Regions from separate parts of the Homo sapiens genome. Here region 2 is linked to region 1. The links are chromatin contacts, found by Hi-C or POLR2A ChIA-PET in ENCODE. All regions are on one chromosome and are shown on one strand. Each heading gives the region's core, a stretch centred on a gene start or an enhancer-like site at or near the end of the contact. The rest is flanking DNA. Distances are from core to core; before and after follow the strand shown. Region 1 holds the start of COX5A (cytochrome c oxidase subunit 5A). Region 2 overlaps ARID3B (AT-rich interaction domain 3B).

What was found. A loop is a pair of places that touch in the nucleus more often than their neighbours do. ChIA-PET counts read pairs that join two places held with the same protein, here RNA polymerase II (POLR2A). Pooled maps may share reads with other maps.
Region 2: a pooled map shows a loop between it and region 1 (7-fold over the local background). The contact joins the enhancer-like site here to the promoter of COX5A in region 1. A Hi-C loop is called at or near these places in 7 of 50 pooled maps. POLR2A ChIA-PET finds 5 or more read pairs at or near these places in 2 of 52 experiments (WTC11 and activated CD4-positive, alpha-beta T cell).

The regions. Positions count from the first base shown.
Region 1 is chr15:74,935,697-74,941,005 of GRCh38, forward strand. It overlaps COX5A (cytochrome c oxidase subunit 5A), which reads right to left and starts at 2,377. Exons shown (of 5, transcript NM_004255.4): 1 at 2,219-2,377. The coding sequence starts at 2,318. RefSeq lists a silencer at 2,071-2,630.
Region 2 is chr15:74,596,200-74,601,508 of GRCh38, forward strand. It overlaps ARID3B (AT-rich interaction domain 3B), which reads left to right. Exons shown (of 9, transcript NM_006465.4): 9 at 1-1,932. CLK3-AS1 (CLK3 antisense RNA 1) reads right to left here. Exons shown (of 9, transcript XR_007064715.1): 9 at 2,720-5,309. Among named protein-coding and RNA genes, the nearest start is that of CLK3-AS1, 17 kb to the right of the region's middle. RefSeq lists enhancers at 810-1,310, 1,926-2,814, 2,089-2,383. Within about 2 kb of position 2,217, at least 33 of the 41 ENCODE cell types and tissues checked have a DNase peak (open chromatin) inside an H3K27ac peak, as active enhancers do.

The sequences.
Region 1 (5,309 bases), core at 1,127-3,626:
ATTCTAATGCCTCAGCCTCCCAAGAAGCTGGGACCACGTGTGCGTGCCACCACACCCGGCTAATTTTTGTATTTTTAGTAGATACTGGGTTTCGCCATGTTCAGGCTGGTCTGGAACTTCTGATCTCAGGTAATCTACCCGCCACAACCTCCCAAAGTGCTGGGATTACAGGCGTGAGCCACCGTGTCCGGCTGAAAAATGTAAATTGTACTGTTACTTTAGCAAAACACAAAATCTAAACAAACATCAGGATGGCCCAAACATAACTATAAGAAACAAAAATGGTTCCACCATTAAAAAGGAGTCAGTTTCGGCCAGGTGTGGTGTCTCACGCCTGTAATCCCAGCACTTTGGGAGGCTGAGGCAGACGGATCACCTGACCTCACGAGCTCGAAACCAGCATGGCCAACATGGTGAAACCCCATCTCTACTAAAAACACAAAAAGTAGCCGGGCATGGTGGCAGGTGCCTGTAACCCCAGCTACTCCGGAGGCTGAGGCAGGAGAATCGCTTGAGCCAAGACCGTGCTATTGCACTCCAGCCTGGGCAACAAGAACGAAACTCTGTCTCAAGAAAAAACAAAACAAAACAAAACAAAACAAAAACAAACAAACAAACAAAAAAAAACAAGGAGTCAGTTTCCCAAGATGGACTTTGGTTTCCTTTTCTATAAAATAAAATGGCTTCCACGATCTCTAAAGTACACTCTAGGTTGGCTGCAGTGGCTCATGCCTATAATCCCAAACTTTGGGAGGCTGAGGTGGGAGGATCACCTGAGCCCAGGAGTTCAAGCCCAGCCTGGGCAACATAGGGACACTCCGTCTCTAATTTAAAAATAAATAAATAAACAAAAATAAAGTACCCTCCAGCCTTATGGTTCTACGACAAATGATAAAAGTCTAAAATGAATGAAGCAAAACATATTCTTTTTTTTTTTTTTTTTTTTTTGAGACGGAGTCTCGCTCTGTCGGCCAGGCTGGAGTGCAATGGCGCGATTTCGGCTCACTGCAACCTCCGCCTCTCAGGTTCAAGCGATTCTTGTGCTTCAGCCTCCCGAGTAGCTGGGATTACAGGCGCCCACCACCACACCCAGCTAAATTTTTTGTATTTTTAGTACAGACAGGGTTTCACCATGTTGGCCAGGCTGGTCTTGAACTCCTGACCTCAGGTGATCCGCCCGCCTCGGCCTACCAAAGTGCTGGGATTACAGGCATGAGCCACCGCGCCCGGCTGAGTTCTTTTTTTAATTTTTAACTTCAGCATACCCTGAAACGAGTTTCTGAGTTCTTATGTTTAAATACGCATGCATAGTTGCCAGTGATGCAGGTTCAAAAATAAAATATAATATGCATGCATAGAAGCTAAATTTCACGGACCAAGATCGAAGTGCAATTACTGTAATTATTCTATGGTGGTGGACTCAAAACCTCCCAGCACACATATAAAGGGAAGGAAAATAGACAAAAATCAGAAGCACGTCTCATACTCCAGCAATCAGGCTTCTATTACAAAGGGGAAAAAACACGAAGCGTTCCTATGCTTGTAAAACCCAGTATTCCTGTGTCTGTGACATTCAGTTTTCAAAAGAGTGATATTTTTATCATAAGCCCTATCAAAACTCTGGCTATCTTCCGGAGATCAGGAAACAACCACACACTTCCATCTATTTTAAACGTGGAAGAATTAGAACGTGGCACAGCAGACCCTAAAAATGATGGAAAAGGCTGTGAAGGTGACACACTAATCGCTAACCGAGAAATGCCTGATTGAAAAGTATAATCGTGTGTCCCATACGGAAGTATATTGTGTCCTCGGACCCCAAGCGGCGTGCCCGGAGGCTCAATGTCACCTTCGCCGAGGCGCTGCAGGCCGGCGGCGGCCACTCTCGGTCAGGTGGCCGCAGGGTCGGCGCTGGGGCAGGGTCATGGCCCGGGAACCGAAGGGGAGCGCTGCGTCCCCTCCTCGGCGCCCACAGCAGGTCCACATCTGACCTGTCCGCGGTGGCACAGCCAGGAAGTTGCGCGGGGGGAGGCCCCGGGGGCGCGCTTTCAGGTCCTCCACTACTCGAGGCGGCGGGCAGGGCGGCCCGCGGTCACCGGGTTCAGTAACCAGGGTAGGGCAAGGGCTAGGCCGGGGAGAGCCCGCCCCGGAGTGGCAGCGGGGACCCAGGTCACCGCAAGGACACGAGGGCGCGGGCAGTGGCAAGCAGGGGCCTTACCCACGGCGGGGCCGGGGGTCCGGGCGGAGTGCAGGAGGCCTCGAGGGTCGGCCCGGGTGGTTGCGGCCACAGCGCAGCGGCGGAGAGCGGCGCCCAGCATGACGGCGATGGCGGCGCGCGGGCTGAGGACAGAGAGAAGCCGGTGTAAGCTCGCGGGTTGCTCCGGAGCGGGCGGGGGCCGGACAGGCTCACAGCGGGCGGAGCACGTAGGCCCGCCCACTGCGACTCTGGCGCGTGGGCGGGAGGAGCCACCGCGCGGCCGGCGGCGGCGGGGGCTACGGCGGCGCGCTGAGGACAAACTGTTAGCCTCGCGTCCCGCCTTGTCTCTGGTCAGGTGACGTGCAGCTGCCATCCTGTAAGTAGGAATGGAGGCGAGGGAGGAGCAACCGACCGTGATCTTGTTCGAGTCAGGCCCAGGAGGGCACTTAATCACCTCAAAATAGGAATGACAGCAATAACAACAAACTATAATAAAAAATACGTACTTTGCGCCCGGGCGCTGTGGCTCATGCCTGTAATCCCAGCACTTTTGGGAGGCCGAGGCGGGCGGATCACCTGCGGTCGGGAGTTCAAGACCAGCCTGGGCAACATGGAGGAACCCCCGTCTCTACTAAAAATACAAAATTAGCCAGGCGTGGTGGCGCAACGCATGCCCGCAATCCCAGCTACTCGGGAGGCTGAGGCAGGAGAATCGCTTGAACCCAGGAGGAGGAGGTTGCGGTGAGCCGAGATGGTGCCATTGCACTCCAGCCTGGGCAACAAGAGCGAAACTCCGTCTCAAAAAAACCAAACAAAACAAAAACCTACTTTGCTTAGCCCCGCCTTCTCATTGTGGCATAAAATAAAACAGCGAATGGGGGAAAGAATGCCGCTGGACGCGGTTGCTCACGCCTGTAATCCTAGCACTTTGGGAGCCCAAGGCGGGCGGATCACCTGAGGTCGGGAGTTCGAGACCAGCCTGACCAACATGGAGAAACCCCTGTCTCTACTAAAAATGCAAAATTAGCCAGGTGTGGTGGCGCATGCCTGTAATCCCAGCTATTTGGGAGGCTGAGGCAGGAGAATTGCTGGAACCCAGGAGGCAGAGGTTGCAGTGAGTTGAGATCGCACCATTGCACTCCAGCCTGGGCAACAAGATCAAAACTCCATCTCAAAAAAAAAAAAGGCCTATGCGTAAGGGATTTTATTAGTACATATTCTTATATCACAAACCAGCTTGCATAAAAAATGAGTTAAACTACTTCATTTCACAGATTAGGAAAGAGGCTCAGAAATTAGGTTGCTGCTGGCAGTCAAGGATCTTTTCGCCACATCCCCAGTTCTGAGGACTCTCACCTGAATGTTTCCCATCTCCTACAGGAGGGCTCCTGAATCCACGATGGCTCTGAAATAGGGTTGATCAAGTTCCACAGTTGTTGCATCTTATCTCACTAGCTACATCCTAACTTTGAGCCCCTGGGCAGTCAAGGACACCTCTCCCAGGCCTGAAGTATCTGGATGCTGCCCAGAGTTAATGAGACATTGTATTCTGTCTTGCTGTCTCCCATTCTCTATCCCTGGGCACACTGAGGAAAGAAAAGGTGGCCATTCATGTGCCACTTCCTCACTTCAGGCCGACTCTCCAGGGCCTCAGCATCTGCCCTTCTCTTTTTCCTCCCTAGCAGTGTGGCTTCAGTGGGTAGGAACCTGGCGGGGAAAAGGATTTTTAAAATGTTTTCAAAGCACCTGCCCTCACCGTTTCCCACCAACCTAGTGCTGGGGCTTAGAAAACAATACCACAAAGTGAAGGCCTATGAAGCAGTTTCTCTCTGACCTTCTGCCCTCTTGTCTCTTGCCCCTTACTCTCCCTCCAGGCATGCCACAGAAACTAGAATCCCTCCTCCCCAAGAGGGGGTCTAGAAAGTAGAACCCCTTTGTCCCAAAGCCAGCCATAAAGCCTAAAAATATTGCTCTAACCTTTCTCTTTGCCTTTCTATGTAACAGCTGGCCATAAAGAAATTAAGGCCGAGCACGGTGGTTCACGCCTGTAATCCTAGCACTTTGAGCCGCCAAGGCCAGGAGATCACTTGAGGTCAGGAGTTTGAGACCAGCCTGGCCAACATGGTGAAACCCCATCTCTATTAAAATTACTAACATTAGCCAGAAATCACTTGAACCCAGGAGGTGGAGGTTGCGGTGAGGCGAGATCACACCACTGCACTCCAGCCTGGGTGACAGAGCTAGACTCCGTCTCAAAAATAAAATTTTTTAAAAAAAAGGAGAAAAGGAAACATGGCCAGGTATGGTGGCTCATGCCTGTAATCCCAGCACTTTGGGAGGCTGAGGTGGGAAGATCACCTGAGGTCGGGAGTTCGAGACCATCCTGGCCAACATGGTGAAACCCCGTCTCTACGAAAAATACAAAAATTAGCTGGGTGTGGTGGCGCACGCTACTCTGGAGCCTGAGGCAGGAGAATCACTTGGGCCCGCGAGGTGGAGGTTGCAGTGAGCCGAGATCGCACAACTGTACTCCAGCCTGGGTGACAGAGTGCGACTCCGTCTCAAAAAAAGAAAAAAAGAAGTTAAGGCTGGGCGCGATGGCTCATGCCTATAATCCCAGCAATTTGGGAGGCTGAGGTGGGGGGATCACCTGAGGTCTGGAGTTTGAGACCAGCTTGACCAACGTGAAGAAACCCCGTCTCTACTGAAAATACAAAATTAGCCGGGCATGGTGGTGCATGCCTGCAATCCCAGCTACTCAGGAAGCTGAAACAGTAGAATTGCTTGAACCTGGGAGGTGGAGGTTGCAGTGGACCGAGATCTTGCCACTGCACTCCAACTTGGGCAACAAGAGTGAAACTCTATCTCCAAAAAAAAGAAAGAAAAGACACTCGTTCCAGTAGTAGGGAGGACAGGGAGGAAGAAATGCTACAAAAGAGAGGCCAGAAGGATTTGAACAGACAGGCTTTGCTGGGTTTTCCCACTCAATCCATTTCCGTTAGCTTGGACCCTTTTTGTCCAATCACAATTCTACATATGCTTTATTGAACCTAAGCATAAAGGACGATTTTCCTTGTATCTATGGGTCTTCAGTCTGAAGCCTCCCATGTCA
Region 2 (5,309 bases), core at 967-3,466, 340 kb before region 1:
TTTTTAAGTCCCATGTGGGGCTGCCAGGAGCCAAGAGCATGCCTTCATGCCCTTCTCTGCAGAGCATGGGATGGGGCCCTTCCAGCCCACTTTGCCTACTGTTAGGTTCCTGGGGTACGGGTCCCTCAAACACAAGTCTTGAATCAGTCCTCAGGGCCCCAGATCCCCCTTCTAATAGTCTGAAGGAAGAGGCTGTGAGGGCAGTTCAGGGCCAGGGCCCACAGGGCATCTGCTGATGGGAAGGCAGAGCCTCGGGGCTGCCCAGCCCTGGCACCTGCTTCACACGGACCATTCTCTGACCGCCCCCGCCAAACCTCATGCTCCCCACTTGCCCTTATTGGCCTGCTTTCCCAAAAACAGCCCACTCATCCTTTCCCCAGCCCTCTTCAGCCCTCCCCAGTCCTCCCCAGCCTTCTTCAGCCTTCTTCAGCTCAGCCCTCTTCTATTTCTTATGGGGCCATCTTGGCCTCACCATCCCCACACGTGCCGATGTCAGGTTCATTGAAATACCTCAGATTTGTAATTGTTGATGTTTGAGTCTTCAGGAAGTATTTGCATCTCTGAAATCTTTTTTATATGTGTTTTGCTGACTTTTGTTTTTTTTTTATTTTAAAATTTTTATCGTAGCACCAAAGAAATGAAAACAGATCACCCCCAAAGCCAAGCAAGTGATTGGGTAACCCGGCCCCTCTGGCCCTTCCCTCAAGCCCAGTGAGGAGGTGGGTGGAGGCATGCAGGGGAGACGACTCAGGGATCGCGGGGGCGGGGAGGTGGAGTGGAGAGGCCCGCTCTCACACCGGGTCGGGCCCTGAAACTGTACCAGTTCTGAAGACCGTTTTCTGCCACACCCCCACCCCCAGCTGACCAGGGAGGCAGAGGACACCTCCCCATCACTCAGCATTCCCAGCTCAGGGCACAGGCAGGCTGGGGTCCTCGCTGGCCTTGCCAGAGGTTGAGCCGCCCCAGGGTATGAGGAGATGAATAACTCCACAGCTCCTCCTGGACCCTGCGCGGGAGCAGGCAGCTCCTGTGCTGTAAAGAAAATTGATTCGCTTGCGGCTCACCTCAGTCGAGGAAGCCCTGGAATGTTCAGCAGAACACCACCACTGTGACATGGGGCTGTGGCAGTGGGAGACACCGCGCGTGGCGTGGGTGTGTGTGGCAGCGTGGCTCGCATTCAGTCCTGTGTAGGAGAGGAAAGGGAATCAAAAGCTTGAGCACAAACAGATACCTCAGCCCGGTAAGCTGCAGCTCTGCTCAACTGCGTCTTCTCTCAGCCCTCCACACACACTCACCCCCACTCCCACACACATACACACACACACACACATACCCCATCTCCCGAGGGCTGACCTCCTCTGGCCTCAGCCTGCAGGGTGTGGGCAGAGAAGGGCATCTGGGACGTGGTGCCAGTGAGGAGCCCAGTTGGCTGGCACTGGGCCCATTTGAAGGTGTCTCAGACATTTGGCCAGTATGTCTTTCTCAGGGGTTTGGTCACAAAGGATGGACTCTTCCCACCCAGAGGATGCAGGGAAAGCACACTGTGTCTTTCCGGTCATTGGATCCTCTCCCTTTCCCCAGGCAGCTCGCCTGGCCACACCGTTGGAGTGAACCCTCACTGCCCTCAAGGACAACAGCAGGGTGTCACCCAGAGCCCGATGAGGGGTGCCAGCAGGTGCCCCCACGAGTGGGGCCTTGGCCCAAGCAGAGCTTCCCCTGAAGGTGCCATCAGCCAGGGCAGCTCTGTCCCCTCCTGCTCTCCATCTTATATGTATTCTAACCAGGAAAAATGTGATAGCACATGGGTAGCCTAGGCAGTGAGTAAATACCTCAGATGTCCTCCTGCAGCAAGTGTCTATATGTTGTGGTTATTTTCTATCTTACATGTTCTCGAATGTTTATATTTCAATAAACCTCTACCTCTTCACACAAGCAGGTCTCTCTCAGTTGCTTTGAGTGGCCTTTCCACTGGACAGTACTGGGGAGAGGTGAGCTCCTTCAGAGTGAAAGGGGACTGAGTGAACTACTCCTGACCCCTTGATTTCTCCTGAACCTTCTCCCCTTCACCCACGCCTTCTTCAAAGGGAAAGCTCACTGAGCTCACTCTCAGCTAACCTTGTGTGTTAGCAGGTTTCTCTGGCGTTACCCCAGAAGCTCCTAGAAAAGCCTGCCCGGCAGCAAGCCACAGGCCCCGCCACGCCATTGGCCAGGATTGAGTCACGTGCCCTCCCCAGAGCCAATGGGAGCGAGGGGGCAGGGTGACCGGGAATGACCTTAGACTGCCCGCCCTGCGCGGAGGGAGATCCACTACAGGCTGCGCCTCTGCCCCTGCGAGGGGCACCCCTGGGTCTCTGGGAAACGGAATGGAGGGTCTTATGGAAGAGAAGGTTTGGAACCACCGCTGGAGGGAAGGGGAGAAGAAAGCAAGCAGGAGTGGCGCGAACAGGAAGGGACTAGGGATAGAAGCCGGGCTTGGACACAGTGAGGCACGAACCCCGACAGACACAGAGACAGACAAGGGGTGCTGATCTCCTCACTGGGCGGGGTGGGCAGGAAAAGGAACAGGAGCTGGAGCTAGAGCGAGGGCTGCGAGCGGCGAGTGGATACCCGGCCTCAGGGAGGAGCTTCCAGGAGGGCAGGGGTCTCCTTTGGAGCAGCACCGGGGACGTTTGCTCGGCAAGGGCTTTTTGTGCGAAGTAACCGAAGCCAGTCAGGCTAATGGCGGCAGAGAGAAGGATTTATTCTTGCACCCAGGGTGTGCGGAGGAGCCCAAGGGCATTTGGACCTGTGTTGACGTCCGGAAGGGCCCGGAACCCAGGAAGCTCTGCCCGCAGAGGGTATTCCTCTCCCTCTGAAGACCACCTCAAAGCTCAACTTTATCACCTCCACGCATGAGACCGCCGGCGGCTGAACTAAAATCTCACCATCCCAATTCCAGTTTCTGGGAATTGTCACCTCCATTCGCTCTCATTAGAAATCCAGCTTTTTTCACGAGGTGAATAACAGGGCAGTTGACAGTTCCCAAGTTTTCTGTGTCCAATCTTCAGCCCTGGAGGGACTCTTCTGCTCCAAGTCCAGCGATCCCGGGAGGGGGCCCACTGGTCCAGTACGGCTCAGTACCCAGCCCTGGATCCACCAGCTGACGCTGGAAGGAGTGGGTCATGAAGAACTCAGCACGAACGCAGCTGGGTACGAATTCCCAGAGATGTCCTGTCCCTCCACGGTACCAAGGACCCCTCCTTTAAGAAACTGCTTCACTGAAGGCGCAGATGGAGGGAGGGATCGGCAACAGAGTTCAGAGGGGTTCCGGGGGCACATGGCTCAGCCGGAGGAAGCAGGCTGAGGAGGGGCGTTCAGAATGGCCAGATGACCTCGAGGGGAATGCCAAGCCTCAGCCCACTTTGCCTGTGGCTCCTGAGGATGTTCATGCTGTCAAGCTCAGAACAGCTGAGAAACTACCTTTCTGGGGCAGATTAGGGGACCAGGGGGCTTAGTTGCTGGTTTGCTGTGTGACCTATGACAAACTCTGGGCAGTTTGTCTGTGAAATGGGGACTCTAGTGTGATCGGAGACACAAGTGAATGAGAACTCACTTTGAAATGTCTAAAGCCCAGTGCCTAAGGCCTTCCTTGGCAAGACAGAGAGTCCCTGGTGGGCACTGTCCGATGGCATTAGGGCAGTAATTGGGCCAACCAAGCCTACAGGCCCGCAGCACCCCCTATGGTGTTGGGCAGTGCCTGCCTAGCTCTACTCTTAGCCACAGGGTCCCCTGGGAAAGTGCCAGGTGGTCTCATCCACCAAGAGCCATATTGGCAACATTGTGCCAACATGGGCATTTCAGGCCTGTGTCAGGGAGGGGACAAGGAGTGGTTTCTGCCAGGGAGGCCTCAGACTGCAGTTGCCTATGACAGGCTCCAGGCTTCAGGCCTCATAGAAACCCTGGCCTTGGGGGCTGAAGGCCAGCCAAACGGGCCTCCCCTCTTCCCAAGTCCTTGCCCAGCCGCGGTTGCCTAAGGCCTTTTTTTTTTTTTTTTTTTTTTTTTTGAGACAGAGTCTCACTCTCACCCAGGCTGAAGTGCAGTGGTGCGATCTCGACTCACTGCAACCTCCACCTCCTGGGTTCAAGCGATTCTCCTGCCTCAGCCTCCTGAGTAGTTGGGATTACAGGCATGTGCCACCACGCCCAGCTAATTTTGAATTTTTTAGTGGAAACAGAGTTTCCCCATGTTAACCAGGCTGTTCTTGAACTCCTGGCCTCAAGTGATCCACCTGCCTCAGCCTCCTAAAGTGCTGGGATTGCAGGTGTGAGCCACCATGCCCAACTCACTGAGGCCTCTCAATTCAGCTTTTCTATGCCAGGACCCTTCAGCTCACTGGGCGGGGGTGCAGGGCCTGACCTCAATCTCTTGTGCTGCAGAGTGAGGCTGTGAATCTGCCTCCTGCTGGCTCTGGGCACAGTCTCTACACTGCCTGGGCACTGCCCCTGGCTTCCAACTTTTCTCAGATGCCCTTCTTTGGGCTCCAGGGCCATGGCTGGGATCTGGGGGCAGATGAGACAGAGGCTGATACCATGGGGGTCAGAGAGGCAGGGCAGGGGGTAGCTTCCGCTCTGTCCAGGGATGGGGAGGCCAGCTCAGGAATCCATTTAGAACCAGTAAAAGCCTGAGCTGGAAGGGCCTTTCTAGCCTTCTGTTTCCCCTCTACAACCTGCAGATGGGAAGGCCACGGGACAGAAAGGAACTGGGCAGAGGTCACTCCCCACCCCATCTAGAGGGTCCACATATGCTACCTTCAGGGGCTGCAAGGTGGAGGTGGCTGGAGGCTCCTGTCCTGGTGCTGGAGCCCTTGGTGCTCAGACCTGCAGCAGCTCCCACTCCCTGAGGACACAATTCTCAGCCTGACCATCAGAACTCTTAGGGTCTCCTAGACCCCATCGGCGGCTCTGACCCTCTTTTATGAAAGCACCCAAAGAGCACCTGAGGCAAAGGACAGCATCCCCCACCCTATTGAGCTCCTCATTGCAGGAGCTCAAAGATGATGACCTCAGTCAGAATGAAATGGTATTTAAGCACAAGCCAGTAGCTGTTGCCATCCTGGGGAATGTGCTGTATTGTCTGTCACTGGCAGCATTGCATTACATCAAACTATTGCCTGAATATCACAAGAAGTGCAAACAAAGCCTTATGGATTGAACATTGCATAAAATAGGCCTTGTGTGTGGCGCAGTGGCTCACGCCTGTAATCCCAGCACTTTGGGAGGCCCAGGTGGGTGGACCACCTGAGGTCAGGAGTTCAAGACCAGCCTGGCCA